Linked DNA regions of Homo sapiens: region 1 is linked to region 2. Evidence: read pairs that join two places in POLR2A ChIA-PET (ENCODE). Cell type or tissue: OCI-LY7. All regions are shown on one strand. Links, peaks and the distances in the headings refer to the core of each region. The heading gives the core; the rest is flanking DNA. Region 1 has its middle 530 kb from the start of LINC01966. Region 2 overlaps LINC01412 (long intergenic non-protein coding RNA 1412).

Evidence for each region. Peaks named below come from ENCODE experiments on the same cell type or tissue, not always from the same donor. Only the 100,000 strongest peaks of a DNase experiment are listed, where the experiment ranks them.
Region 1: POLR2A ChIA-PET joins it to region 2 with 5 read pairs; 1 of 35 experiments calls an interaction of 5 or more read pairs at or near these places.

What each region holds. Positions count from the first base shown.
Region 1 is chr2:145,402,789-145,419,088 of GRCh38, forward strand. No RefSeq gene overlaps it. Among named protein-coding and RNA genes, the nearest start is that of LINC01966, 530 kb to the left of the region's middle. RefSeq lists an enhancer at 9,452-9,611. In OCI-LY7, for the core only: no CTCF peak of the experiment used is centred there; DNase peaks (open chromatin) are centred at 8,933, 9,473 and 12,563; H3K4me3 peaks cover 3,246 bases; H3K27ac peaks cover 4,310 bases.
Region 2 is chr2:144,577,565-144,593,864 of GRCh38, forward strand. LINC01412 (long intergenic non-protein coding RNA 1412) reads left to right here. Exons shown (of 3, transcript NR_110570.1): 3 at 1,645-1,870. Among named protein-coding and RNA genes, the nearest start is that of LINC02993, 61 kb to the left of the region's middle. RefSeq lists an enhancer at 4,471-6,399 and a cis regulatory region at 5,023-5,686. In OCI-LY7, for the core only: CTCF peaks have their summits at 12,046 and 12,248; a DNase peak (open chromatin) is centred at 9,117.

The sequences.
Region 1 (16,300 bases), core at 5,044-13,043, 830 kb after region 2:
CTCTCCTGCTTCATCCTCTAGGTCATCAGTGCTCTCTTCCCAGCATTCAAGCTGTGTTTGTCCCAGCCATGTTAATGAACCTTTACACAATTTTTCATTATATGACATGAATCACATAATATGACTAACGCTAACAATCGTGTTCCCCTTACTCACCCACCAGAGCAATCCTGGTTACCTCTTTGGCCTCAGATTAAACTTCACTTCTTCCAGGAAGCTTTTCTTAAACTCTAAAGTCCAGGTTGTACATCCATCATATGTGATCTTCTAACACATGGCTTGCCACTCCAGATAGTACTGATGACATCATCTTGCAATTTCCTACCTTATCCTCAGTAGATCCCACTAGACTGTAAGCTCTGTGAGAACAGACAGTGTGTTACTCTTGTTTTGAGTTGTATCCTCAGTGCATGGCCTAATACCTGGCACATATTCAACAAATATTTTTTAATAAATAAATGAATGACCTTCCCATTTCTTTTCTGATGTAAAAATTAAGGCCATCAGAGCAAATTAAAAGATATTACACAGTAGATTTTAGGTGTCCTTCCTCTGTCAGTAATTCAAAGCCTCATTTGATGAGGGTTGTTCTGAATGTAAAGTTTTGCACTTACACAGAGTACAGGCATTGCTAAACTTTGACCAGAGTGTGGGATCCAGGTCCCATTTTCTAACCTGTATCTCAGATTCCTAATACTTTATACACAGTCAGGGCCAGAAGACAAGCATTCTCTTTCTTACTTTTTAAAAAATGCTGTTCATGCAATAAGCTATTTTCTTTGGTATTTAAATAATTAAATATAGATTACAAATTTTTTTGGTGAATATTACACCATCTATATGAACTGTTCATCAGTTCTTTGAAACATCTCTGAGGCTGTAGTTGCTGCAGTAGCTACTTCTTGACAACTGAAATAAGTGAAAATTTGAACATTTGTTCAGTTCTGTTGATAGTCTTAATCATTGAACCTCAACACAACCCATCCACTAGAATTTGAACTCCTGGTGGACCATGACTGTTTGTTATTAATCTTTGCAATTCTAGCAAATGTAGTATTTAGTAAAAGGAGGGTAGTTAATACCTGTAAGATGTGTGCATAGTTTTAAAGCTGCTCAATTTATTGTGAAAGTAGTAAATAAAAAAGAAAAATTAAATCCATTATTTTACAATCTGCTTATATAATTCAGGCCTACTTTCTAGATATACTAGGAGTATGAAAGCTGGTTAACTTTTCTGAAAAATAGAAAGATACCATGAAGAATTAAGGAAAGATGTTTTTTCTGTTTGCAAATATATTCTATACATAAAACTTACCATTATTATTCCTGTAAAAGAAACATCATCAGAAACATAAACTCAGAGGTTGTTCAGTCTGCATTTTATTACTGTAAAGATGTCTATTCACACAACTGCCAATTGCTTTGCTTTTGATAAAGCTACTGTAATTACTTTTAATTCCAATATAAATTCCCTTTGTTGCAAGAAAACACTTAACCTTAGTTATGTTAGAAAGGCAAACAACATAAAAACTGACTATATACATATTTAAAATCATAAGCATAAAAATACTAATTAAGATAGAACATTATACCACAGCCCCTATAATAAACACAAATTAATAATCCAATCAGGAATGTGAGCACCTTCAGAAAATTATGACATGACTTATATAATTTTACAAAAAATTAAGCAAAATGATGTGGAATTTGGTTAATGACCTAGTTAATTTTTGACACCTTTGAGGATTTCTTTTCAGACTACAAAAACAAAATCTTCATCTGTTAATAAAGTAGGTTAAAAAAAATAGTTCTATACTTTGTGGTTCCCAAAACAATCAAGATATGGAGGGATTTATTTAAAAACTGTCAACCAGAAGAAACTAGAGAATACAAACAAAATTACACTGACTATTCTTTAAATAAAATTCTGAGATAAAGACAGACATGAGGCATTTCTGACAGACTCTTGGAGATTTAAAAAGAGAAAATGTAGTTACCACAGTAGTGGCTCCACTATAATGAGTGCTGTGTGGTGCTACCCACGGGACTAAGGCATTGATTTCTCCAGCTGCAAAGTGTTGGTGGCTGACAGCTCTCAGATGAGTCCCTCTTCTGGAATGGCTTTTGTTGTGACTACATCAAATTCCTCTTTTCCCTGTGCCTAGTTCTATGTCCTTCAACCCACCCCACAAGGCTGATCTAGAGAGCATCCCAGATGAACAAGCTGCACACAAATCTCAGACTCAGAATCTGTTTCCTAGAGAGCTCAACCTAGGATGGACACTCAGACTGAAAAACAAAACAAAATCAATACGTAGGCTGTGTGTTTTATAAGAGTAATACAATTATTTGAAAGTAAGAAATCTGCCTCAACCTTGTTTACACCTTGGAAGGTACCCGGCCATCTGCAGATGGATTTGCTTGCATGATTTTACTAGGTGTTCTCTATGTAGACAAAGCATTAAAGACACACCTAAGTACATACACAATCTGCCTAATGCTTTTCATTGCTTCATCATACCAATGTTACCATTTTCCTATTTCTTCCTATTCCTTATATTTGGCATTTACTTATTTTGCTACAACTAAATATACTCAAAATTTACAAAAACAAAAACACTATATTTTATGTAAACTGACTTTTTTTTTTTTTTTTTTACATCACAAACATGTGGAGTCAGCCCTTGCCTGATTGCCCAAATCAGCAACTTCCCAAACTTATATAGTCATGAGAAACTGGGACATTTTTAAAAACACAGATATTCTGATTAAGTCATTCTGAGATAGGTCTGATAGGCTTAACAGTCCCAGGTGAATCTAATAATATGAACTGGAAAAAAACAATAGTATGGAGAGTAACCAATAGCTTAATATTCCATTTTCTAGTGCTTCTCTACATTAATGTGTATATGAATCAATGGTTATCATATTAAAATGCAAGTTTTAACTCATGAGCTTTGGACTAGAGCTTGAGACTCTACATTTCAAGCAAGCACATAGGTAATACTGATTGCCCATAAATGCTTTTGAGTAATAAAAGTGTAGCCTATTCAGAGCAGCTGGAAGAGAAAATATTTCACAGGTGTGTCTTAGGTGTGTTGGAAAATCTTTTTTCTTTGAAAAAAGGATTCTATGAATATTTAGTGCTTTACGTAGGAGCTGACCTACTTTCCCATTCTCTTTGTTATTGTCTTGGGATTTATACCTGCAGAAGGGATAGTTCACATGAACATAGAACTATGCTTTGGTTTGATGACGATCACTCTCTAGATGTTGGAGATGTCTGTGACTCTCACTCTGTAAACACAGCTTCCTGACTCAAACTCTCTGTGTTGACTCAAATATTCCCAAATTGATCATCTGCTTTTCATGTCCTTTAGTTCAGCCTGATGAATGGATTTTTAAGGGACTCAGGAAGTATCCTCCAGGAAAAGATTTCTGTAACATGTTGGATGACATATAGTGTAAAACTAGCCAGTCGATTGGTTTGTTGTCTTTCAATTTAAAGAAAAAATGACTATTTGGCCAGTATATGAATTGGTAGCTCAAGGTTGGTGATAAACATTAAATGAATGTTGTGAAAGTTCATTTATCGAAACCAGGTTCTTGTCCAGTTTTGCTGTATTGTCTGGTCCTTTTACTTTGGGTGGTTGCAAATGTAAAATGGCTGCATTTCAGACAGCAAAGCCCTTTATGTTGAAATTGAACTTGGTGGTCATATTGTGCCTATATATATATATATGTAGTCTATCTATCTATCTATCTATCTATCTATCTATCTATCATCTATCTATCTATCTATCTGTCATCTATCATTCCTGATTAAAACACTATGCTGTGACTACTTAATGTCTTTATTTTGGGGACTATCTACAGTTAAAACTAATTCTAATATAATTTAGTTAAATCAAATAACAACTAAGGTGTCAGATAGCTTTAGTCAAGGTCTCCATAGAGTAGGGAAAGTGTCTTCTTGGAATTTTCTTGTTCTCACTTTGATTGCACTCATTTGAATTGGGTAAAATTTTCTTTCAAAGCTTCATGATGATTGCTAGTCTTTTTCTCCAATTTCAAGACACTGATTAATATTTTTGCAAGACTTTCCCTCTTATGGTTAATTCCCTTACTTTTGGACATGGATTTGAGAAATGATTTAGTTGCAAAAATGTCTGTATATTTTAAAATAATTTTCAGACAATTCTTACACTATAGGGTTTTAATGTTCATTTTTAAGAAACATAAAATACTTCCAAAGCCCAGATGAGTTGGCTTGTTCATTTTCACATTAGTATAATGGAGTTTTCCTTGGTGAGAACTAGTTTACCACCCTTTCATTAGATGCTATTGTTAATTACTACAAGTCTCCCATATGGCTTCTAGGACTGCATTACAGATGGACAATTCAGAGTCTAAGTCGGAACTGGTCACTGAGCTACTTAAAGCAAAAGTACGAATCAATACTAAAGATGATTTTCAAAATTTATCTTCATAAAACTTGCTCTCACGTTTTTGCAATCTGAAGAGTTCTAAGAGAAGCAGGAGAGGCAAGCAAACACATTTTCATCTTCCGTGGCTGCCATATCCTTTTAAGTAAAATTTACTCTTTGTCTATGCCTTCTCCTAGTTATCTGTTCTCAAGCTTTAATATGCTTTAGAATTCCCTGGAGGCCTTATTTTACAAAACTAAAACAACAATAACAACAAAAAAACAAAACAGGTTCCTGGTATCTACCTCCTGAGTTTGTAATTCATTCAGCCTGGGGTGAGACCCAAGAATGTACCTCTCTAACAAGTTTTCAGTGGTGTTGATGCTGATGCTACTGGTCCAGAGTACCTCTTTTGAGACCCACCATGCATCTCTGTTTTCAAGTTTCCCCTCTATACTCTTCATGTCTTCTCTTCCCACATCAAATGCTATCTGAGTACTCAACGATTACAAAATAGTGACAAACTACCTTTACATGCAATCATGTTAACAAATCTCAGAAGTGTTATGCTGAGCTAAAGCCAGACACAAGCATGCATGTACTGTACAATTATGTTTATATAAAGGCAAAGCTAACCCAGAAAGATTGAAATTTGAATAGGGGTTATTCCTGAACGTGTGGGAAAAGCAAAGAGAAAGGCACATAGGGGAAGGTTATGAGGTGATGCAAATGTTCTGTACCTTGGTTTGATTAGCAGTAAGGTGGTATACATTTTTAAGACTTAGCCAGTTATACAACAATGATCTGTAGTATTTTATACATGTAAATTTTACCTCAATGAATAAAAAATTATGATTACAAAAATAAGTATGGCTGTTGGTTGAAAAAATGTCTGTTAAACCAATTCAGACTAAAGTTAAGAGGACTGACTTAATATGGTTCTTCTCCTCAAGAGCATTTGAATTTTAGTGGAATAACAAAACAGAAAAAAAATTCGTTTAATAGTGGATTTTGAGATATTTGCTAGACTCAGGGTAGACTGTTCTGGGAGCAGGGATGATTCCTTGAGACTGCTCTCAGCACCATTTCTCCATTTCCTGATTGGATAATCAAGACATGTTGAATTTTGATTTATTTTTATTTTCTTAGAAAGGTTAAGCATCCTCACAGAGGACTTTCTCACCCTCCACAATAATGTAGGCCTCTCTACAACCCAATAACTGTTTATCACATTATCACATTTTATAGCGTCTTTCCACTCTGAAATTGTCTTGTTTATTCATGCTTCCTTGGCTATTTTTTTATTCCACTCAACCATAATGTTCACAGTATATCTCTAGCACCTAGAATAGTACATTGAACATATTAAAAACTCAATAAATATTTATGGGATGAATAAAAGAATGGATAAGTCTGATTCTTAACACTTCATAGAGTAAAGTAAACATTCTGGCCAATTCTATATCTGTCTCACTTTTATTTGGCCACTAAGACCAAAGATGAATTATGTCAGGCCACTTCCAAGATTGTAGGGAGGCTCACTGAGAGAGGTGGACAACACATGCCTATACAATCCCACATGTTATGAATTGCTTAAAAGCAATCTTTGATCCAGGGATATGGATATCTACCCAAGGATCGTCCTGGAATATAATTCAGACACAGATATCCAGCTGCGTTGTCCAGGAGTTCACAATGCTGAACTGTGGGTGGCAATGGGGAAGAGCAGGTTAGTTGTTGGGCAATGATAACATGAAAGGTATTTTATAACATTGTCTTTTGTTATTTTTTGGCATTTTCATACATACTAAAATTTAAATATGCAGCTTTTTTTTATGTTTCTAAATTTATGTAAAGTAAAAGGCATCTCTGTGTTAAAAGAAGTACTACCTTCCCTCTGGAAATTTTCAATGACTACATACACATATGTTCACCTTGGAAACTAGGAAAAACATAGTCATGACTCATGAGAAATGTAGAGGCAGAAAATTCCATAAAGGCACCTCTTGGCCACCTCTTGATAATGGCAGAAAGTGAATGAACTGCTCAAAATGATAGCTCTTTAAATTTCCTTTGCCAGGACTGCTATCTGAAAGATACATTGGTATACAAATTACACATAGAGAGTGTGGTTCTCAAAGTTCAAAAAATTTCCTATTTCTAGGTTTTGCCACTAAAATCTTGCATGTCCTTGGACACAAGTGACCTTTAAAATGGGAATAATTATTTTGGACCCATCAACCATATAAAGCTAGTCTGTGCAATAATGGGTGTAAAATACTGTTAAAAAATCAAAATATGTTATTTGAATGTGAAGTAATAGTTCATTTTTATTAAAATTAAACAATGTTTTCTTATATGAGTAGTGGCAGTAATAATATTATGAACATACAAGTAACACAACAAGTATTTTAAGCACAATTTAAAAGTAAAGTACATGCTTTTAAACTCTGGAAGTGTATTTTTCAGTATGTGCTATGAAATTATTTTCAAATGATGCAATAATAAAATTTAGTGAAAAGATCTCAGGATTATTTTATTATCTTGTCATTGTACAATTAAAGAAAGTTGGAGGTATAAAAACTAAGTGACTTACTCTAGATGTCAAAATTGCTTATTTACAAGATTGAGACCAGAATCCAGAGATCTTTACATGCCATCCAAGGAGTAAAAATGATTCAGATAGTGAATTTTTCCTGCTTATTTGGTATGTAAAGACTGGTATTTTAAATATTAAATTTCATGTCATGACCTCCTTAGCACATCACTCTCCTAGAGTAACTTACCATGGACAATGGATTGTAAAAATCAATGAAAAACATGAAGATAACTGGTAGAACACAGGTTACACAGCCATTCTTACACAAGTGAAAATGATTTGTTTATAGCTTACTCCTTGGTTTCTTGGAATTTTCTTTTTAAAAAGGCAACAAGTATTTGTACTATCAGTTAGACTTAAAAAAACATTCTTCAGAAAGAGAAAATGTATTTGTGAAATCCATTTAGTAAAGTTGAGTGTTTTGAAGGATGTTGCTGTCATCACTATGGGCCATTTGCTAATTCCCAAGAATGTGTATATAGCAAAATGTCTCTGCCTGAGGCAGTCCCTCCTAATGTTGGAGCCAAATCAGTGGAATGGATTGGATACACATAAATGTTTTGTCACCTTTCTAGTACCGGAGAGCTTAAATTGCTGAATCTTTCATTCCCTTTCGTGGCTGAGAAATGTGTGTTCTTTATTATGAAGGGTTTAGGGATTGCATACTGTGTAATAGCTCAGATGAGTGAAAACAAATTTAAATATCAGCAATGCACTGACTTATACTTTACATGTTGCAAATACTCTTAGAAACAGTATGGGGCCTTATTAAGTTTGAACCTCAGGTCTTTCAACTTCCCTGAGAAAAGAGAACAAATGGTAACTGCATGAGAAAATAAGTAACTAACGTTTGTGATTTCCCACTTCAGCTCAAGCCCAGATATTTTTGTCAGTTGTTAATTACAGTCATATTTCTCTAAAGCATTTTCTTTTTTAAGGATTAAAAAAAGGAGAGAAGAATTTCAAGAAGAAAGGCTACACCATGCGATACAGGTTCACATTTCTCTGAGTGGAGAGGAACGCATTGGGGTGAAGGTGATAGGCAGGGCCACTTGCTGGAGAACGGGGAGCTAGCACTTAGATAGAGTTGATAGAAGTGGAAATCAGACTGGGATAAAGTCAAGAGGTAGGGCTAGATCAAGATTCAAAGCAGAAAATGGCAAGAACTCTGGCTTGACAGTAGGGATGTCACAGGGGAGAGATGAGATGAAAACATGGTGGGATGCAGTTATGTTCATTAGGCCAAGAAAACGTGTTCAATATCAAATTCAGTGCTCTTCTCTTTTTCCAGATACTTGTATACGATTGTTTATTAATTCCCTGTGTCTCTAATATTGTGGATCTTCTTCCTGTAACTCATACAACTAGCAGATTTCTGGCTTAAAGACAGAAAGGAAGGGTAGCATTTTTACATGAGGAGGGATTAAGGCAGAGAGAAGTAAATTAATTGAAGTTCCTATAATTAAATTACTAATGGTATCTGCATTAGGGTCACATTTCCTACCCCTTCATCCTGTATTATTTCTAGAATCTTTACACTGGAATTGACCACAGAGCATTGCACTGGATTTGACCACAGAGGTCATTTAGTCCAGAATTTTATCATTTGGTCCACCTTTCCTTGGAGATTAAACTAATGAGCTGGCATTGCACCCACCCACCTTGGCTTTATCCTGATAATTCCTCTCAGGGTGAGTGGTAGTTCCCATGGAGAACACTAAGCAGGTGGTTTTGTTGCACAGTGAGCCCTGGGCTTCCCTGAAATGCCCTGAAGTGTCAGTTACTGTTTTGATTGCTTTTTCATTTTTCTATCCAGACACTTGTTGACAGGAAACTCTGTGGCCACCATTCATTGCATTTAAGAAATCAAACAACCACAAACTGTCACTGTCACTTTCATTTCCTGTCATCATTCATTTTCTTGAGCTGCTGCTAGTTTATCAGTGTAGCTGGATGTCCCGTGCTCCTGGGCATTGGGGAGGAAAGACTGTAGGTATGTGCAGGTGCTGAAAAAAGATGTGAGAGGAACGCAATAAACACTTGCAGCCTCGCTCCTGGCTTTCCGTTTATGTCATTCACCTGTGGGTTTAGAAACGTTTTCTGTTTCTAGGATCAAATGGAAATCCCAGCCTTATTGCTGTAGGATTTTCTTAATCCTTCCACAGTAGTTAAAGACTCTCCCTAGCTTCACTTTGTTTGTTGTAGCTTGTGTAGGAGTGATGCAAGGCAGGCTTAACTGCTTCCATCAGCAGCTCCAGGAGGAAGTTTTGTGATGGTAAGAATTGGATTTTGTTGTCCTTCACAAGGACCTTTCTCCCAGCTGTTTCTATATAAATGTACGTCTCTATAGCTCAGAGAACTATCAGGAAACAGGTGTTTTTCCATTAATAGCCAAGATGCATCAAAGGAAGGAGAAGGTACAGCAGTATGTGAAAATCAGGTGGTCCACGGTTGAATACTTTGTACACAATAACTAATCACTCAAAGCTTATATCTATTTATAATAAAGTCTATAATTACAAGCCAGGTGGCTGTGGTTAGGAGATTGTGGGGTTTTTGAACAGGTTACTTGACTCGCCATTACAGCTTTAGAGGAGATATGTCCACCTGGGTAGTGGGTGATGTGGCACGTGTTTGCCTATAAACAGCACACATGTGCTCTGCCTTAGCTTCTTTTCAGCTGTCTTCCGAGTCTGTGTGCATCAAAGTTGTATTCTACAAATCTCCTTGCTTACTGGCAAATATAATAGCCAGAAAATTTTACAAAAGTTCTATGGGCTTTGAGTTCAGAAGTTTTGCTATACTTTTTCCTGAAGAATATTATGTACAACTGATATAAATTGGAGTTTGCTGATGCAGTATTTTGAAGTCTAAGATGTCATCTGGCCAGTTGACTCTAACTATGGAGTCTTCATTTTTTCCTTACCATGTGCTTCAGAATTCATAAGAGATGATTTGAATAGTGATATAATGACCATGACATATTGTAAAAGTGAAGTTATGAGTAATTTGTTAATTATTTATTGAGTATCTCTTATAACCAGTGACACTTTTAAGGGCTGTGGGGTATATAAATAAGTGTAGGAGATGGTTCCTCTACTGAAAGAACTCTTTTCTCAACTGGGAAGATATGATTCAAAGAGAAAACGTTGCCGCTACTACGTATTCTATCACTTGCTCAGACAATATGTGCTAAAGGTAGTAAGATATGTGGGATTATTATGCAAGGAGATTGTATTTAAAGCTTCATGAAGAAGGTGAGATTAGAAAGATGAAATTAACAGGTAAAAAGAACAATAAAGGGCATTTGGGTGTGGTGATTGTCTTAGTTTTTTATGGCTGCATAACAAATTATCACAAACTTTGCTGATTAAGATAACACATATTTATTCCTTCTCATTTCTGTAGGTCTGGAGTCTGGCTTCACTGGGACCTCTCCTCCATGCCTCCCAAGGCTGCAAACAAAGTGTCATTTAGGCAGCATTACTCTTTGTAACTCAGGATTCTCTTCCAAACTCACATGGTTGTTGGCAGAATTCAACTCCTTGCAGCTCTATGACTGAAGCTCTTGTTTTCTTGCCAGCTGATGTCCAGGGAGCACTCTCAGCTGCCAGAGGCCTCTCTCAGGTCCTTGCCATATGGCACCCTCCATAGACCTCTTACAACATGGCAACTTCCTTCTTTCAGGCAAGCAGGAGAGTGTCTGCTGCTTTAAACCTTCCTCTTCAGGAAGGACCTAGTCTCTCTTTTAAAGGCTTACCATATTTAAGTCCAGTCCACCAATGGTAATTGTTCTTTCAATTAACTCAAATTCGACAGATTAGTCAACCCAATTAGTATTGGGAGTAAAATTCAATCATTTTTACAAATTATGCACACATTCAATTGGATGGGATTGCACAGGGGGTGCGTGTACAAAAGGAAGTAGAAATCTCAGGGACCATCTTAGAATTTGCATATCATAGTGACAGAAACAATGCAACATGGAGTGGTTTCACATAGTGTGTTGGGAACATGGTTAGTTGCACAACATAACTGAAGAAATCAATTGTGAAATAATTTTGGAAATGCCAGTTTGGAAAACACAAACAGACACACACAGACACACACAGACACACACACACACACACACACACACACACACAAAAATAAGTACCTCAAATCTTTAAGCCATTGTAATGGGTTATATTGTCTTAGCATTTAAAATGAGAGTGCAAGGGACCTACTGTCCAATAGACTTAATAATCTTGAGACATCTTGTCAACTCTTCCTAAAAACTCTGATAATGACTATAGTTTACCTGTAGCTAGGAATTTTTCATTATATTGTAAAGGGTTGTGAAAAACAAAAAAGAAAAGAAGAATAAGAAAAGAAGAAGGAGAAGAAGAAAATAGGAAGAAGAAGAAGAAGAAGAAGACGGAGAAGAAGAAGAAGATAAAGAGGAGGATGCAGTGTGGTGAAAAGATGAGGAGGAGAAGGAGGACAAAGTAACTATGCATGATCCTCCAAACCTAAAATATTTATTATGTGGCTGTTTATGGAAAAAGATGCTGTCGCCTGACTCTAACTTCTAAGCACAAAACCCAAAGGCAGTCTTCAACTTGGACATTTTAGAGGATGAGTGCTAAAGAAATTACCTCAAAGTTTGTGTTAAAATGCAAACTTTATGTATTGAAAGTTTATATTAAAATCCTCAGGTCTCACTTTAAACTACAGCACTCCGAAGGGTCTTGGAAACTGTGTATGTATGAGGAAGGATGTGTGTGGCAGAACTAATGAATTCTCACTTCTCTGGATAGATATTTAACTACCCAAGCACTAGTCTGAGGCTTAGTGTATGACTTGGTCATTGTTTCAGCTCCTCTGGCAAAATTCTGTGGTCCAAAATGATAGCTGATATTACTTTGTCTGAACTGAAATTTTACAACAATTGCTTTGTTGTGTTTATATTTGTATTTATTTATTTAGAATTCGCTGGGTCTTTTTTATCTGAATATGTATGTTTTCCCAGTTCTGAGAAATTATCTTCTATTAATGTTTTGATAATTTCAATTCTTCTGTTTTCTTTATTCTCCTTTTTAAAAATTCCACTTATTGGTACACTTTTATTTATCTTTGATATTGTGTATATTTTTATTTTTCTTTACTTTATGTGCCACATCTGTGACTCAAATGTCTCCAGATGTTGGTAAGAATCATCACCCATCTTAGCTACATCCTTCGTCCTGTGACCCAGAGTTTCCTCCTTCCTAATTTATCACTTATCGTTTCTCCACTAACTTTTCATTTTCTAATACATTGCCAAATGTCTTTGTTTCTCTAATGAACCTTTTCTTAGCCTGTCTGTTGTAGTGTATTTATGTTCTTTTTATTCCTTTGCATTATTTTATTTAATTTGCAGGAAGGAGAAGTGGTAAACATGTGTAGCCAATCAGACTTAACTGAAAGCCAAAATTATGCTTTTGTGAATATTTTGGTTGTGTGGACTCTTCTTTTAGCATTTGAAAGTAAGTCATTCCATTGTCTTCTGGCTTTCATGACTCCAGAAGAGCAGTCTGTGGGATTCTTACCTTCATCCTTCAGGATGTAATGTCCCTTTTTTCTCTGGCTGCCATCAAGATGTTTTCTTTGTATTTTTTTTTTCAGCATGTTGAATTTGACATGGCTAGACTTTTAAAAACTCTTTTTGTATTCTTCTTGGTATCTCTGAGCTTCTTGGACATGTGACTCGACAACTTGGTATGGTATCATAACTCTTAAAGGCTCTGTTCTGTATGTTTTTGTGTGTGTGTTTTTCCATTATACTTCTCTTTGTTTTTCCATCTGTAATTTCTATGCAATTATTTTCTGGTTTGCTTATTATTTTCACAACCATGCCACATCTATTGATGAGTTCCTCAAAAGTATTCATCTTTGTTACTGTGTTTATAATTTCTGGCATGATAATTTGATTCTCTTTTTAGTTTCGATTGCTCTGCTGAAATTACCCATTACATATTGCACATTGTCAGACTTTCCCATTAGATTGTGAACACATTAATCAGAGTTACTTTAAATTATATGTCTGATAATTTAACATCTATATCATATCCGAGTCTAGTTATAATGATGGCTTTGTCTCTTAGAAGCTTGCCCAATCACCACTGGACTTTTTATATGTTATACTTCGTTTAAAGATAGACATTTTATATAGGATAGTAGAGACTGAGGTAGTAGGTTTTATGTACATGTTCATTCTGTTAGGCCTTGGGTGAGAGAGTGAGTTGAGTTAATCTAATTGAAAGTGGAGCTGAGTACGAATTTTATAGTTGTTGTGGTTACCTCAGGACAGCAAAAGCTTCAACATCCTCTTTTCTAGCAATATGTTGCATTCATGATGGAGGCTGGTGTGTCAGAATGCTTTTTTTTTTTTCAGTTTTTACTCTACCAACAACTTTATTATCTTTTTTCTCTAAATGTCAGAGAGGGTCTCAGTCTTTCAGGTTACTTGTGACATGATACATACCAGCTTGGTAGTGGACTGTGGGGGAGTATTCACTGTTATTCCAATTAAGCCTCAGTGTTAGACATCTTACACAATCATTGTCTTTGAGTTCCATAAATGTTGCCTTTTCAGTATTCCTTCTTTCCCCGAAATCTATATTCTGACCCTGGCATATGTTCTTGCTCCCTCCTCAGAGATACAAGGTTTTGTTCTTGTTTCTTTTCCAAGTTTCAATAAGTTTCCATAGGTACTCAAAAGGGGGCAGTGTCATTGCCCTTCCCCCACAAATTAAGTCATGGTCTTATAGAGGAGATAAGGAAAAAGATCTCAGTGGAGTTTGATGCCCCTTTCTTAATAGCTATAGCTTTCTCCCTCAGTTACCGGCCATGAGAGGGACTTTCTCAGTTCTCTTCCAGTATTTTCTATGAGCATGAAGTGGGGCGTGTGAAGGAAAATCTCAAAATAAGATAGAAATTTGAGGCTCTCAAGTACCTGACCCTCTTTTCCCTCCACCAACTCATGAGTCATCACAGTTGAACTCTACAGCTCATGTCTTATCTTTCCCTTCAGGCACTTGGCTCTGACTTTGGGCCAGTTGGTGACCCTAAAACCTGAAGAATTCAGTGTGTTTAAGAAAAAAAAGCACATGTTTTCTATTTGCCCTAATATTTTTTTTGTGTGAGATTTTATGGGATGCTCTTTCCAGCTCTCTACATTTCTAAGGAGAAGCAATGTCAAGATTCTTCTAATATTAGCTGCACTTATGTAAATTGCATCGCTGCATTAGATTTATCAACTGTATGTAACTACTTATGTTACATATTTTTCAAGGTACATTTATTTACCCCTTAGAATTCATTCAGGTATATAGAAACTATCATTTTCAGTTCAGTGATTAGAAAAAGTGGCAAAGAAATATATTCAATAAAACAAATCAATTTAAGAACAATGCTAGAACTTTAATATCCGTTCTCTTCCTGTCTGATATGCCTTTATTGTCACTGAAACAATTTAATTTTCCTTTTCATAAAGTGGGGGGACCTTAATAGTTCTTTAGTCACCTGCAGAATGCCCACCACTGTTTGCTGCCCAATTCAGGCCTTTGGTATTTTCAGCACTTCAAACAAATTTTATTATGGAATAGTTATTTCAAAACAGGTTAAAATTTAACCAGAAGAAACCCTGTTTTCCTGGAAAGCTTAAAAGTATTACTACATTTTTCTGGATGGACAGTCTAGAGAATTTAATGCAAATACCTATGACAAATGGCAGGTCTCATTCACCTTCCATTTTGAGGCAGCAACCTAGTTGCAAAAAAGATATAAAGAACCTTAAAGTGTTAAGCAATAAAATATTACTTAAATCTGTAAGTTGTGCTATGCCTTTTCCTTTATCATTTAAATTTCTCTAACTTTATTTTCTTTGTTTGATAGGCTTACTGATGTCATAAATATACTTTATAATTATAAAATATATGTTACACAAGTAGTGATTTTGTAAATATTTAGTGGTTTAGCTTAACTGAACATTAATTGAATTTTGTAGGGGCAGATTCCATTTTTCAGAAGCTTCTGATTTCTCCCTCAAGTAGGTATTAGAAAAAAATATATCTTTGAATGGTTTGCTCTTTGCATTTTGTAGTTGCTTTTGTGCCTTTTTGTGTTTAAATTTCTCAAGTTATGGGTTCCTCATGAGAGCTGACACAACATAGTAAAAGATCTAGATGGATTGGTAGTAAATTCGTGGGTAGTTTTCTTTTTAATAAAGTCTTTGTAAGGTTTGTAAATGCCTCAGGCAACTTATTCTTCTTCTTCACCCTTGTCATAAGGGCAGGTTATGAACAAAAAAGAACAAATATTTCTTACAAGAGTAGTTTATGTGTGAACAAAGCAGTGCATTTCAAGTAGCCTTTTGTTGAAAAAAAACACTTAAACTTTTTTTCTGCTTCTAGTTACTGTATATTAAAGAAAATAAAAAACCAAGACCCATAGTATACCCTTATGGGTTTATACACTTCCGAATGTTATGAAACATAGAGAAATTTAGCCACAGAATCTGAAGCAAAGTTCGCCAATGATGTCCTGGGATTTGATCATTTTCTAATATTTTATATGGTCTGAGCAAGCAGTGTACCAGTTAAAAAATAAAAGTGTGTGCTAATATTGGCATTATGGCATCTCTTCCGAAAGCATCACTCTACAGTGCCAATGATGCCTTAATATTTCCTATCTTTGAAAGAAGTTATGTGATTTCTCTTTTAAAGCTACAGCCACTTTGGCAAATTACTTGCTCCTCCTGCTCCAAATACTAACCTATAGCAACAGATGTTTCACTGGTAAATATAAAGACATAGCCATTGTATGCTGTTTTAATTATTTTAACGTCTGAAATTTTGAACTTTAAGGTATTTGTTTAAGAAGCCTTCTCTAAATTCTAACCCATCCTAGTCTGCAGCTATTCATTGACATAACAAGCTAATTATGTAAATTAAAAATAAAAATAAAATTTTAAAAAAATTCACTCATTTCCAATGGTCATAATAGGCCACAGGCCTCTGTAATTTGGTTTCAGGAATACAGAGCATCTTCCACTCAAAGGAAAGGATCAAAAAGTGTCTGGAATCCTACCATTCTATTTAATTAAACTCTTCCCATTTTGTTTCGATCTGTTTAAAAATACAAACATCCCAGAAGAAGAGGTCAAAAGCACAGGCTGGTATAATTACTCCAGTCTTTCCTATGAAATAAGAAATATGCAAAAAGGAAGATAATCTCATGTAGCATCCTGGAA
Region 2 (16,300 bases), core at 4,985-12,984:
ATGGTAAACAATGTCATAGCAATGATGTAGTTGAATAGCCAGTATGTTAATACTGTAAGGTAGAGCAATATAATTGAGGCAGAAAGTCCCTTTATTTAAGCTCTTCCTTGGTCAACAGCATCTTTACAAGTTACATAATCTCTGCTTGTCAGCAGGGACCCAGTTGTATTATCACATTATTAACTCATTCACTAATAGCCTAATGACCTTAAAGAGGAGACAGACACCTTACATCCAGGCAACATCTTAGGTGCTGGGAGAATCTAGATGATTAACTTTTTTTTATTATTCACTTATCCTTTTAGTGTAATATTCTCCCAACATGATTATTATAATACTGGATATAGTACTTAGAAAATGTGATTAGTGACATAAAATTAGTCCACTATAATCATTACAAAATATTCAAACAGAATGTTCTGAAGCAAGCTTCTGAAAGCAATTTCTGCACTCTTGTTATGTGAACTTGAATATTACCTTTCAGACCTTCTTTCTCTAACATTTAAAATAAGAGAATTGAAACAAATGATCTCTAATTTTTTCCAGCTCTATATTCTATGTATTTATAAAATGATGATTAACAACGTAACTATGTAAGAAGTGCTATAACTGGAAAGCTATATGTTCATTTTTTGACTATTTCAAAGTTTAATACGTTTAAGTAGAGTACTAATATTTTTTGTGAAACTCTAAAACTAAATGAAGGCTTTGACTAAAACTTATTTTTTGATGTATAGGCAAAAAATAATTAAGGATTTCTGAAATGTTTTGGCCTTATTCATATGTGTCAAAAATCCAGTAATAAAAATCAAGACTTGCTTTCTTTGGAGAAGTTTACACAGGCTTTTGTTAGTACCAGGATGATAACAAGGTGTTAGGATCATAGAATGGGGAACCACAGATTGATGTTTGGTACTCTGCCAGAAAACGAAGGGTAGCAAGAACATGCTGATTTATGCATATTGTCAGGATTTTGTTATCCAGTCTCAGGCTGTTTGATCATTTGCCTGGATTCATATTCTATTTTTAATTCTTAACCTCAGACCAGTTCTTAGAATAAAAATATTATTCACTAAAGTCAGCTGTGGAATTCAGTAGGTCATGAATACAGATGGTAAGAAAGGTAAAACTTCAGGAAAAATTAGTTTGTTTGATCAATAGTAAGAAAATAATTAATTTTAATGTTACTATGTTATATCTTATTTGGAACACTTAAAAATATTCACCAAGTATGAAAATGTGTTCAGAATATGTTAAATACTGCACAAATCAAACTATTAATTTTCATATTTCACATCCATACCTTTATTATTTTTTTGATCTGTGTATCTTTGAAGTGGATCACTTTAGTCAATATTTCACATCTGAAGTGGCAAATTAATATTACTGATGTGGCAATAAATTAAGACTTGATGATTCTGATATCTTCTGTTAAGGAAGCAAAGTTTACAAACAATGTTATTAATTATGTTCTTTGGCACTTAAATGTTTTTGATTATCTTATAAATACATATCCTATATATATTGTGCCTTTCCATGTTATCTTAATTCATATTTATAACTATGAAATATTTATCACTATAATGTATCAACAATAAGCCAATAAATAGAATTAATCTAACTTGAAGTGTTTGCATTTTCCAGAGTTTCCAACACCTAAGAGTGGTATTTGGCAAATGGTGGGCCAAAGGAATAAAGAAGGCATGCAAAACTCTTGACAGAAGACATTCAGAAATTGATTTGATATCAGATACAAGGAGAAAATATGCCAGTAAGAAAATGCATTTTTCAAGATTAAATTCGGCATTTGTTACTTAATAGCATTTGTCATATTCCAATTTTTCATATGTAGTAAATTCATTTCAAATCATTTCGCTCTTCCAAGTGCCTTTGTGTATTGTATTTCTTTTTTCACATCCTTTTGGATAACATTTGAGAAAAAAATAAGACTACAACAGTCAATGATTACATTCAGGATGGAAGACGGTTGTAAGACGAAGGAACAGGTGGAGTATGTACGATGGGAATATTCACTTTTTGTGCCACCATTTTGTAGCTCCTCAAAAAAAAAAATTAGCAAATGGTGGATATTGTTTCTTTACAAAAAATGGTTCTGTACTGGATCCATCTGTGAAGTATAAACATGTCATCAGCACTCATTTTCCATCTCCAAAAAACATTCCTCATGTCCATATTTGATTTTCAAGTGCATCTGTGCACGGATGGAAACCCTCCCAACATGCTGCTACACAATTGCAGAACCCACACATTTCTGTCTTTGAATCAAGCTTTCATGAGAGCCTGGCCTCCCCTGGGTAGAAGCTTGTTTCGAGGTTGCAAAGGTCCTCTGGGTGACCCCAATAAAAAGAACTTCAATGCCCATGGTAAGGTTAAGTTATTCCTTTTAGGGAGGTGATATTGTCCATAAAGTTTTTCTACTTCATTCAGAAAATTATGTGTGTGTGTCTTAGAATTTTTCTTTTATTCCCCATGCTACACTTAACTAATTATTATTACTTGTACTGTTAAGTTTCTCAATGACTAGACTCACATTTGAGAAACAAAGTGAAGATCTCGATATTAGGTTATTCAGAAAATTTAAGTAGAAAAAGCAGGGAGTTCATCTCAGAAAGTTGAAAGGGAAGCATCTTGAATTCTAGGAGTTCCTAACATTATTGATAATCACATAGCCTGAAAGAATGTAAAACATTGCTAAAAACAATTTTCATCACTTAGTAAACACACATTCAGAAATGAACTCCGTGGTAAAGGAGGAAATTTCATTTTACCTCATTATTTTCCCTCCACAGTGCCAGAGTTACCTTCACTATAGGGCAAGGAGTAAGCTTTGCCTGTCATTTTTAATCAGGTTGTTGTAGGTAATTTTTGTTATGCCCCTCATTACTGAATTGTTTATCAATAGGTGCAGCAAGTGTCACTAGCTTTTCTCATCAAACCAGGTCTGACAAAGCAGCACAGTGCATGGGAAAGAGGCAGCTAGGTGAAACTAATGCCATAGATGTTTGATTCATTAGGAGCTTATTGTTAACGGGGATGTCTGATTGTAAAGGCTCAGTCAAGCAAAAGAGTGCAGAGTAATCAGTCGGATTTATAGTTTGCAGGGCTCAGAAAAAAAATCAACATAAACCTTTGGATATAGCAGAAACAGAAAAATCCCCTTTGGGCAGCCCTAACCTGGAACCAGCCAAATAAGGTCATGCTACATGAAGGTTTCCTGTTAGGTGATGGGAGATAGGGACGGATTAGAGCCATATGGCATGGCCTATCTTACCTTCTGACTTAAGATAACAAAGCCAAGCTTTGTGCTTAGCTGTTTTTGACTGACATCATCAATTTTATTTTATGTTGGTCACCTCCGGTAACAGGAAAAAATGGCCTAGGGTTGATAACACATGCTTTTTTTTTCTTTTAGTATTAAGATGCCTAGAAGCTAGTTTTGTGCTGTTAAAAATTTCAAAGAATTAGTAGCTTCCTCTTCTATCACCCATCCTCCAGCAACTGTCAGCCCCCCTCCCCCTTGTTTTCAGTTTGTACCTTGCAAATGAGAGGCAGCCTTATTCAGAACCAGATGTAAGGCTCCTAGAGAATGAGCATAAGCTGGTGTACTTTAAGCCTAATGGGAAGTTTTATATGCAAGGGCCTTGAACTGATTAGTATAATTCCCTCTTTAATACAGCTGTCCCTCCAGATTAAGGTAAACCAAATGTTGCAATCAGAGATTAGTGTACCTTGCCAGTTATTAACATCCCCGGGTGCTCAGCAAGCACGTCAGACGCTAATGCTGTGTATTTATTTGCTACTTCCCCACTGTAACTTGAACTTCTGCACCTGTCAAAGCATTCCAGTGAAGAGAGGGGCATTATTGGAAAGCAAAAGTTTTATACCTGTACACCTGTTTTGTTTTGTCACAGCTAAGACTTTCTTTTGGCGTGCCAAGACTGCCAGGTGCTTTAATCTGCTACTTTTCTGGTTTTGTAAAGAAAGACTTTGTGTGCTAAATTGCATTTGTTACTTTCACATGCTTCCTTTTATGCAACTAGAGAGCTGCTCACCTAAACTTTGTGTGTGTGTGTGTGTGTGTGTGTGTGTGTGTGTGTGTGTGTGTGTATGTGTTTTCTTTTACAGAGGAGGTATCTGTAGAGGGTGAGGTTTCTTTGCCAGAAAACGCCTCACCTCTGTCTCTTGTGTTCCTCAGCCTCGGCTGAGTCTTAATCACAAGGTGGGTCTCACAGCTGTAATATATTTGGCAGGATATCCTGCCTTCTTGCAACCCAGATGTCAAGAAAGACAAAGTCCTGGCTATCTTAGAAAGATCTGGCTGCGTTTCTTTCCCTCTGCAGCCCCAACAGAGGCTTGGAATGTAGGCCTGAATCTATGCAACAAGCACACTGGAGAAGTTAGGAATGGCAGTTTGGGTTGTCTTTAGGCACGTCACGTTGGTCCAGGCTCTGCACTCCCTGAGTCCTTCTCATCAGTGTGGCACATGTGCCAACCACTAAGGAAAATAATGGGAAGTTTGAGGACTAGCCCTCACATTTGTAGAATAAAGTGCCTTTGTGATTTTTATCAACATCTTTTATTACTCAGAGATTGAGGATCAAAAGGTGCTTTCTGTGAAAAATGCCTAGTTTGGTAAGTAACCACCAGGGTCACTTCAGGGGCTGATTTTATTTCGCTTTTTAAATATGCAGGTTTAAAGCAGGTAGCTATGCTCTTACAGAGGTTTCACCTGATGCCAGCAGCAGTGGGGCAACACCAGACCCCCGCTCCCTCATTTCGTCACGAACAGGAAAGAGCCACAATTTTCTAGCTGACCTGTGACTCTGCAAGCAGCCACTGGTTCAGGTTGTTATCAATGCTGGGGGAACATTTCTTTTGTTTGCCCTCCTTACCCCAATTCCATCTTGGTATTTGCACATTGATTGCCTGGTGCAGAGTTTCTACATATTATAGCTTAATTGCAGATTTTTAAAAAAGACAAAAATATGTTCATATCTTAGGAATTATGTCTTGCAGCCTACTAAATATGCTAATGCAGCACTAAGCAGGGATAAAGTTCTTGCCATACCCCCCAACAGTTGCGTGGAACCTGCTGCCAAGTGATTGTTAATTGTGAAGCACAAGCAGGCTTTGCAATCCATCTTAATTGTCATACTTACTTCAGGTTTCGTGATAAGGCTCAATGTTCTGTTTAAAGTGACAATGTTGACAAGGGGAAAGGGTGTGGGCCTGAGCCTGTGGTTCTGAAGGGGTTGCGTGCTCTGACCTGCCGAAGGTTGATATGGACGGTCTGCGAGGGGATTTTAGTTGTCATGGGGTCCCCAGGCGGTTGAATGGAGAGACTGTCTGTCCTGCTTTTTCCTGTTAGGATCCTGACACGTGGAGCATTGATGAACTCAGCACAACGTTGAATGGGAGCTTTTTGGCAGCTGAGACACTGGGGCTAAGCTGCAGGTCAGAGATAACACCAGTGCGGATCTCCTCCTGCACAGAGCTCCTAGCATGCTTTCTTCCCTCCTGAGTGCAGGAAATGGCTCATGTTAAATATGTTCACTTTTCAGTTTTCCTTTCTTCTAAAAAGGAGCTTGACAGATTGGACTTTTCAGCTCCCTCTTTTTTCACCACCTCTGCTTTCTACCTCAGAAATACTCTTCAGGAAGCAGGAGTTAATCTTGGTGAGGAAACGATAAGGTGATGCTTGATTTTCACGGCAAAGCAGAAGGATATGGCTGCCTTCTTGCTGTTCATAAACTTAGAGCTCCCCACCTGTGAGGCTTTCCTTAGCTTTTCCCTTCACATCCCTTCAAAATAGGCCAGAAGAGTAAGAGAGTCAAGCGTCTACTGCCCAGACGAATGTAGGAGAGCAACATGTAGCATTATGCAATCTTGAGAAAAGGAATCACCGAGTTGGGAGGTAATGCTGACTTTTAAACAGTGTTTTCTCCAATACTTATGTGGCCCTCTACCCAAAGGGTGCATCACTGCCCACACCAAAATGCTTCTGCTTTGTTTTACGTGCAGCTGAGTTTAGCAGGTTTCCGAGATGTGGAGAACAAAGAGAAACTGCCAGCAAAGAGCTACTCTAATAATCTTTTGCCAACATCCTGTATTCACAAAAGCGATGCAGAAAGAATTCTTTCTAGTTTTAGTGTCTGCCCTAAACATGGGCTGTCAAAGCTCCATTTAAAAGAAAGGTATTTGAAATGGATTCTTGTGTGGTATTGATTAGTGACTGTGAAACTAATACATTGAAACCACTCCCAAACAAGTCAAATTCTGACTTGAGGTACATACATATGGCTTCGGTGAGATATGAATGTTTTCTTTTCACTCTATTGAGTATATGATACCCATATCCTTTGAAGCAAAAGGGATGTGTGTGAGTATGAGAGTGGGGTGTGTGTGTGTGTGTGCGAATGTGTATGTAGGTAGAGGGGATGAGATAGGGAAAGAGAAATGGAATGAAGAAGAGGGGATGGGAATGTGGAAAGTTTTTGGTCGAGGTTCCATAAGCATCAGAAAATAAAAGCATTGTGGGTAGAGATGAGAGTAACAGGACAGTCCCGGGGCTTACACCTTGGAACAAGTAGGGTAATGCTGCCCTTTGATCTCTGTCACCTCTCACCAATTTCATGCACCCTTTCTGTCTCAGGAGGGTATGCAGCAAAGCTGAGAGAAAGAGAGAATGAGCAAGTGATATGTCAAAGAGCCAAATATGGTGAGTCAACAACCCTGAGGAGAATGATTCAGGCTTGGAACTCCATTAGAATTTGCTCTGATGCAAGATAGTGGTGCCAGACCTTCCATAATAAAAATATAATTTTTCAGTTCTCCCCATCCAATTGTACCATGGAGTCTTCATCCTCTTTGAGTGATCAGGACTAGGTAATTCCTGGTCTTAGTCTAGATACCTCTCTGGTTACTATTAGGGGTGGGCGAGGCGGCAGAGATTTCCAAGGACCTCTGAGTTTGCCCAACTTTAACTTCAGGGAGAATAGCTAGAACTAGATAGCCTAAGGACCTCAGAGAAATAAAGGATGTAAAATGTTCAGTACAGTAGTCATCACATAGTAAGTGCTCGGTGAATCCTTACTATTCCTTTCTGAAGATTGAAGCCACTTGAATTTCTTGTTGAATACTTCTTTTGGTTGTGTTTGTCAGGTGTAGCACTGCCTGAGAAAAGAGAAAAGTTTGATAGCAGTTCCTATTCTAAATGTAAGATTTAGATTTTTATTATGTGTTTTCTATCTGCTTGGTGCAGACCCAGTGTGAAAGGGCGAAGGCTTGAATTGGCCTGAACCATTCTAATTCTAGATACATGTGGTCACATGTCCTTGTCATGATATCAAAGGGAGATAGCCACCTATGCAATGAGATTTGAAGAGCCTGGAAAACACCGCATGTCCTCCAAGTGTCTTCTTAATTAACCAAGGCATCTGACATTCTTGACATTTCTGTTGGTAAAGCAATTCCTCTAAGTAAAAGTATGATTTCTTGATATTCCTACTTGTGGTACAATCATGATACTTGAAGGTGGCCATCTTTATTATGTAGATGATGTTTATTTCTTGCTTATTACCCCTGTGACAACTCGGAAGAGAGAAACTGAATGTAAATGGTAGCTAAATGGAAGTTTTTAAAAGTATACAGTACAACTTCTTGACCGTGAAATGCATCAAGGAGGTTGCAGAGTTGGGGTTTGCACACTCCCAAATAATTTTGGATATAACAAAATATATAGACATTAGGAAAGCTTCTAGTTAGCTTTGTGGGACAGAGCTTAAATTGAGGTCTCTTGGTTCTTTTCAAAAAGACTTTTCATTTCTGATCACCCTACCCCAGCCTACAAGAGAAACTGCTTTTGCCCATCTTGTCTTGTGGCAATCCAGGGTCCTTCACCTTGAAGACCCTGGGTTAGGGATTCTCAAATATTTTTCTACCCTAGAATATATATGTTCACACATAGGATACTTCCATGGGTATACCTAAATTATGGTACCCTAGGAATTCTATTATAATCTTTATTTTAAACATGTCTCCTTTTAATAACACACCTCTTCCTGAGATTCTGCAATGTCCTCTTGAGAAGGCAAACCCCTTTGTCCTTTTTCATGTTCTCCATCTTCATATCCCACCATGAGAGTTGCTGCCTTAAGCAATACTCTAATTATCTGGGTGTTTTTTCTTTTGTCTTTTGCCTAGCTTTTGTGCCCTTTGCCCTTTCTCTATGAGGCTTACTTCCTGTAACTATGTGTATGTATGTATGTATGTATCTATCTATCTATCTATCTATATTTATAAAAATGAGAAATAAACCCATTCTATGTGTTTTCTATAGTTTTGGGTCCATGGTTGTTTTAAGCAATGAAGATTGTTAAATTATCCACGAGCCTTCTCTTCTTTGGCTTTATAATCTTAATCCTTTAAGTTTTCTTCATATATCATATGATTTTTACCCTTGGCTCTTTTCTTCGTTTAAAAATTGTGTGTATTATTTTCATTCTGACTGTACTAGTCTTACATACATATTGTACTTGGACATAAAGAAAATTATGGTTGAGAATAAACTTACCTATAATTCCACCATCTAGAGTTAGTTATTGTTTGAATTTGGTTGTATTTTTCTATCTCTTGGCTTATTGTTTTATGTATTGAGACTGCATGGGTCACTTTATAATTTTAAAATTATTTTTGCCTCCCATTTAGCATTTCTCCTCTCCAAGTTCTCCCCATTCCTTTCATGTTGATGGGTCCCAAGTGAGACCAATATAATACTTCAGTATCTAAAGCAAGATTTGGCTTGTGTTCTGGGAAGGCTAGCTCACAGCCTCTACATACTATATTTTGATCTTCTTAATATGCATTTTCCTGCTCTGAATCAGTGATTTATTTTTTTGATCTCTGTTAATACTTCTTTTCAAGCTGGAAACAAAGGAAATTATCTAAAAATAACCGAAGACTATTATCCAAGACTTTAAAGGAGCATGAGCCAATAGGTTGACACCTTTGATCCTTAGGTAAAAAGTTAAAGTTCTTTTGTTGGCTTTCTGCAAAAGGAGGAAGTAGGGGCAAATTACACAGTTGATGCTATTTTATACATGAAGGAACCAACTTTTGACAGCTGGTAAACAAGTTTCAACTTTTTTTGGGTAAGGTAGTTTATTCATTGAACACTTATTTATTGAGCTAACCCCTACTATGTGGCAGGCGCTGTTCTAGGCCTGGGGATTCAGTAGTAAACAAAATACTCTAAAATCTACCTTTGTGGGAGCTTACTATTTAAGAATAAAGTAGTTAAACTTTTTAACTTTCTACTTAAATTTCCATTTTAAAAACTAATTGTACTTTATTTTCTAAATTCTGAATCGGTTTTGAAGTATGTGGGGAAAGATCCCTATTATTGTAATGTTACTTTGGTATCAAATAATGTCTTTATTCTCAGTGACCTCTCTCCCTCATTACTCTCCAAATTGCAGCTTTTGGTAGATAAAAAGGCAAACAAATGCAATGGCCAAGACCAATTTTGATGAATTAAAAATAAATGTCTTCAATTTTAATATACTTTTTTTTAGGAGGAGGAAAAAGAAACAAGGGTAGTAAGAGTGGATATATTCTTATAACTATGTTGAAGAGCAAATACCAGATGCAAAATTGGGAGAGATCCTTTAGTTTCAAATAGAGCTAAACAGTTTTTTTTTTTTTTTTTTTTTTGAGGTTATGGGCTTTGCCACTTAGCTAATTTGAACAGTAATGGAGAAATAAATATCAGTAGCTAAGCAGATAATCTATCCATAAGGCAGAAAGACAAAAACCAAAAATTTATTTAATTCAAACATGTAATTCCTATAGGCTCTACTAGACATGAGGTCACTAAAGGTATAAAGAAGTATGCAGAAATTAAGAAACAGAACAGACAATGGTTATCTCAGTGGTTTTATCACCAACTTGTTTCAGTTTGAGTGTTTGAGGTACTTTGTCAATCAGACATCAAGAAAGATGAATTTTACAGATAGAATTGGACAAGTTTCTTTTTTTTTAATCAAATTTCAGGATATGCCATAGGCGGTTAGATTGTGGCTTGGAAATATTGAACACTTAATAGATGATGCTACATGAAAAATTATCCTGAATTCTTGAGTTGGTTTGTAAGAATGGAGCCTTTGTTACTTTTTTTAGAGGTTGATGAAAAAAGTATGTGTTATAACTCAACCGAGAAAAGAAGAGTGTGTATTGGAGAAAAGAACTTGTGCAGTTAAATAACTCAGTCTGTAGAATTGAATATAGCTGCTGACTACGGCCTGAGGATGTGGACTCTCAGCTATAGGAGTTGACCAAATTATTCACAAATGCTGGACAACTCAGGAGAAGAAGAAGGAAGGGAAGAAATGAAGGTCAGAAGGGCAAAAACAGAGAGAAAAAGCCCAAGTGAACAAAGGAGAGCGACAAAAGATTATATTACATCAAATTATTCTGGAGTTTTGATACCAGTTCATCACTAGAGAAAAATGATATCCTTTAGGCAGAGTTGTATGATTTACATCTATAATTATTTGGGTGTGGGATAACCTAGAAACGAAGAGTATAACAAAATTATATTTAATGGAAATGATAACAAAACCTTTTGAGCTTAAGTGATACTTTGTGAAAAAAAGATGTAGAAAATCCAAGTTTATCTTTTAATCTGGTTTTTTTCCCTATTTTAGCGTGTTGCGTTTAATTAAAAACAAAACGCAAGCTACAATCAACTTTGATTTAGTTTCAAATCTACAGTCTTTTTCTTTATTTCTCCACTAGGTTCTGTCCGTGTCATATCTCAAAGCCAGTCAAGATCTACCTGCTCATTGAAGGTTTCATTTCTTACATGATGAGATACAATATTATTCATAAACCTATAGAAACACGTATGTTTTTTATTATTTATTGTGGTCGTGAACTCTGTTTTTCTCCACATGTAAGAAAGCAGGGATAGTGTCTTCATATTTAAAAAATGTGTGCAAAACACACGGCATAGTGTGCCGCATCCACGCTTTTTCCAATAAATGTTAATTGATGTTGATGAGAGAGCACATGTCACTAACAAGAACCTCCTGCCTAACTCTGGGTTTCAGAGGCCTGAAGATTCTTGTGAGCTGGAATGATGCCCTATTGTTGCAATTCCTTATGTTTAGGATAAATGAAGAGATAGTTTCCCTCTTTAAAAGCAGTTTCATTGGTCAATTTAGCATGATATGTGCATTGCTTGTATTGATTGCTCAAGAGTTACTCAATTCAGAAAATTAAAAATATACACCCTATAGTATACAGTATATACTACATAGATGCTGTGTATACTAAAGATACTGGGTATCCGTAGTATGTAGTATATGTAGTATACACAGTATCTATGTAGTATACACTATGTAGTATATACTACATATACACAGTGTCTATGTACGGTATACACACACTACACACACTACATAGATGCATATTGGGCAATATGGAATTTTAAAACAAGAAACAAAAAGATAGTATTTCTACTTTGAGGAAAACCAACATATTTGTGTAAAAGAAATAAAACTCTTTAAAATTAGCTGTTTTAGATTTGACATTTATTCATCAATAAATATTTACAAAATATCTACCAAATACAGAGATGAAGAAGGCACCATGATGCCCTCCGAGAGCTGTTAATGTAATGGGTTTAAGACAACCACAATAGAATGAAGAACTTTATTTTTCACAAGACAGCCAAAGAATGCTGAAATGAAAATGACAAAAACATCTAACGTTGAAGAGTCCTTCTTACGGGCCAGGTGATATATGGTCTATTTTAGGTGTGTTGCCTCCCGTAATTTGCACAATGACTTCATAAGGCAGGTACTCTTACTTCCTCTGCCTTGTTTCAACCTGGCCTTCCCAGATGAAGCAACCAGGAGCGATAAGTTGTAGTAAGTTGCTGGAGGGCACACAGCTAGCACATGGCAGTGGCGGGCATGTGAATGGGGGCAGTATGACCGTACAGCTGAAGATGCCAACCATTATACTCCACTGCCTCCTAGGGGGTGGGGAAGGAGAAATCATGTTTGATTGGGGAGCGGTCAAAAATGGTTTCTTTTCTTTTTCTTTTCTTCTTCTTCTTCTTTTTTTTTTTTTTTAGACAGAGTTTTGCTCTTGTTGCCCAGGCTAGAGTACACTGGCGCGATCTCGGTTCACTGCAACCTCCGACTCCCGGGTTCAAGCGATTCTCTTGCCTCTGCCTCCTGAGTAGCTGAAATTACAGGCGCCCGCCACCATGCCCGGCTAATTTTTTGTATTTTTAGTAGAGATGGGGTTTCACCATGTTGACCAGGCTGGTTCGAACTCCTGACCTCAGGAGATCTGCCCACCTCGACCTCCAAAAGTGCTAGGATTACAGGCCTGAGCCACCATGCCCGGCCATAAATGGTTTCTTGAGAAGGGGACGTTTCATTCTGGGTCTTAAAGGATTGACAGGAACTTGTGGCAGGTAGAGCTATTGGGAGAGAATGCCAGTTTGGTTGTGCAGGGGCCGAGCTCAGGACTGGGTAAACAGACCTCAGTGGGGCACCGGATATATGCAAGGGGTGCAGTTGGGAGGTGGGGCAGTTAGGGCTGAAAAAGGGAGGGAGGTGCAGGAATTTGGTCTAAATTCAGTAGAAGCAGAATATAAAATAGAGTAAAAGATGTGTAATAAAAAAAAACCTGAAAGATGGATATTAACGAGAACAATCACTATGCAGAGAGTTTCAATTGACAGACTTCTTAGATAAACTGGATTTTGCCGGGCGCGGTGGCTCAAGCCTGGAATCCCAGCACTTTGGGAGGCCGAGGCGGGCGGATCACGAGCTCAGGAAATCGAGACCGTCCTGGCTAACACAGTGAAACCCCGTCTGTACTAAAAATACAAAAAATTAGCCGGGCCTGGTGGCGGGCGCCTATAGTCCCAGCTGCTCAGGAGGCTGAGGCAGAAGAATGGCGTGAACCCGGGAGGCGGAGCTTGCAGTAAGCCGAGATAGTGCCACTGCAGTCCAGCCTGGGCGACAGAGTGAGACTCCGTCTCAAAAAAAAAAAATAAAATAAAAAAATAAACTGGATTTTGAGCTAGGGTTTGAAGTTTATGGGAATGGAATTGAAAAGCACGCAAGCAACCCAGAACACTGTGATTTACACAGGAGACAAGAACATAAGAAAATTGAGGAGCGCTGAAAAAAGGCCATTTTTCATGAGTTCAAGGACTTCTGAGGGATTAGGTGGAATAAGTGAATTTCTAATCCCAGGAGGCTTCTATTCCTCCTAGTCATCTCCATCTCAGCTAATGGCCCACCATCCTCTCAATGTCCAGCTCAAAAACATGACGGTTTTTTTTTATCCCTTTTTCCATCTCATTCTAAAAGATAGCCTGAATCTTCCCTGCTTCAATTCTTCATTAGATCCCCAGCAAGCAGACACTTTGCTATTTGAAAGCCTCAGTCAGATCAAGTTGCTTAATATTCCCCCAAAGGCTGCCCATTGCATTTGGAATAAATTCCAACCTGCAAGTCCCTCAAATTCCCAGCCTAACCTCATTTGGCATTTTCATTATGCATCAGCCTTCCCGCCTCCTTTCTTTTCCGTGGACTCACCAAGCTCATTGTCACCTAAGAGCATTTTTACTAATTTTTTTTGGTCCCTCTCTTCCAATAAAAAATCAGCTGAAATATCCCAGCTTTAGAGAGCCCTTCCCTGGACTAGCAGCCTAAAGCGTTGTGCCCATGAGTATTTTCTCCTCTCATTTGTGAAGAAGCAGGTCACTGTCTTTATATTTATTTTTCAAATCAATCTTTACTCCTCTATCCAATTATATTTCCTTTATAGTTCTTGTACTTTTTTGAAATTATTTTAAAACAATATTATTTGTTATCTTGCTATCTCTCTCTGGGAGAATTTCAGCTCTAGACATTCGGCCTAGAAATTCAGGACTTGCTTTATCTTATCCAGTGCTACAAACTCAGTGATCAGCAAAGTGCTTTGAACATAGTTGGTGCTCAATAAATACCTGTTAAATGGATGAAGATGAATGAAAAGAATGAGGGTGAGGATGGCTTGAGGAATGGGTAGAAGCTTGCATTTTATCTAATACATGACAGAGATTGTAGAATAAATTGGCTATGTTTTTCTACACTCTGTTTCAATAGTCAACTAAGTTGCTTTCTTCTTGCATACCAGCTTATTGATGGTGGGTAGGTGGACTAAAAGCCTTTTGTGTTGCAGGGGGAAAACAAGCCTGAGGTTTAAAGGAAAAAAATGGTCTTAGTGAATCCGCAGGGTGGGTGAGAGCTCAGCCAATATGCTCTTTGGAATCCAGACAATTCAGTGACAGTAACACTAGCGTACAAGTGCTGGGGAGGTCAGATGAGTTGAGTTTGTGACATGTGCAATCACTCTGGATGTGTTTGATTTTCCTACGGTATTTCATGGTGACTTTTAAATTTGAAAGGGAAATGACCTTGTTTCCAGTTCCTTTCCTAGCCAGTATTGCTCCTTCAACAAATTTTGGTATGTTTTATAAGTAGAGTTCTCGAGTATCTTAACAGATGGAGTTTACAAGTTTATTTTCTAGTAGAAATGGTGATTTCAAGACAAGGAAGAAGTTGTAGGAGCTATTTATTTTTACTTTGTAAAAGGAATACCTTCCTGGCAAATATACAAGTCAATAAGCAAGCAGACCCAACAGCTTTCTTGGAAGGAGCCAGCCACTGTAGGTATGGGAGAATTCCTTTGGCTAGCCTTAGCTTCCCTGTGCTTCTCTTGCACTTGTGTTGGCATAGTTGGTGGATGTTATTACTAGCGGTGTGTCCTACACGCCATTCATTCATGGAATATGGCCCTGGGAGAGGAATCTTAATGTGAAAATAAAATTGTCATTGTTTTTCATTGGCTTAGGGGACATCTCACATAATGGAAGCACATCCCTAAATAGAAAGACCTCAATTCAGGAAAAAAAAAAAAATACAAAGAAAAGGTGAGGAGAGAGAGATGTTCTCAGTGCAATCAGCCGGAACTGAAAAATTAAGATTTTGTTTTGTGCAATGCTAGTTGCCTTGCCAGTCTCAAGCTGGCACTGTGGGCTTGCTGGAGCTGCTGAGCCTGAACTGAGGAAAGGAGACAGTTTGCTTCGGGTTTATTACCCAGCCTCACCATGCGTATCAATATGTTTTTGATTTTGTATTTCAAAAATAAGGTGAATGATCTCGAAAGGAAATCATTGCAGGCGATTTTATTTTTTGCTTTTTCTAATGGACAATTAAAAAGCAATCCTGGTCCTATTCCAGAGATTTTCTCATTTCTCAGTACAACTGTAATTTAGGCACACTGAATAGTGTAATGGTGTTATTAGATATTATCGTGTTTATTTTATTCATGAAAATATGTGACACACCTTATTTGTATTCTCCTCCAGGAAATGTCCTGGAATGGGTTTTGTCCTAGTTCCTTTTTGTGCCTGTCATAAGGTGTATGTTAGAGTTTCAGTTCCTAAAAATAAAATAGAATTTCTTTCTTTCTTTCTTTTTTTTTTTTTTTGGAGAGCATAATGATTTTGAGCTTCGAGGAGTTTCAATAGACTATTGTTGTTTGTTTTCTTACAAGGATCCAGCCCACCAAGTCGCACTATGACACACTTCCTATGTCCATGGCAGATATTTATATTTATATTTCAAATTAAAACAAGTATAATTTTCTTCTGAAATTTTTTTGGAATTTTGTTTTTCGTGATCTGTAAGGTAATTGGAGATACCCCAGGCTGTCACAAAACCAGAGCTGGGAATCACTGCTTTAGTGATTAGCACTTTGTAAGCTTTCAAAAAATATTAAAACCAGGATAGGTTGTCTAATTTCTAATGGGTGGATTCACTTTAGTATAATGTAATGTGTTAACAAATGCTCAGAGAGGAGGTTGTGGATCCAGAAAGATGGCTTTTGCAGAAGGCTTTTATCCAAATTAATTCAAAAAATAACAGGAACAGTTGTGTATTGAGGCAGAAGGAATAAGGTGACTCAATTAAATGACAGAGAAATCTCCAGGAAAAAAAACTGTCTTAAGTCAACCCAACCCTAACAGTACAATTTTCATCACTGGAGTCAATAATCCTGTAATAAATGCATAATAACTTTTAAAAAAGGATTCTTTTATTAAGTACTTTTGTATGGTTGGCTATGAACCAAATATTGAAACCAAATATTGCTTTTCTTTACTTTAAAATTGATAAAGCTATCTTCTATGTCTCTAAAGAGAATCTTA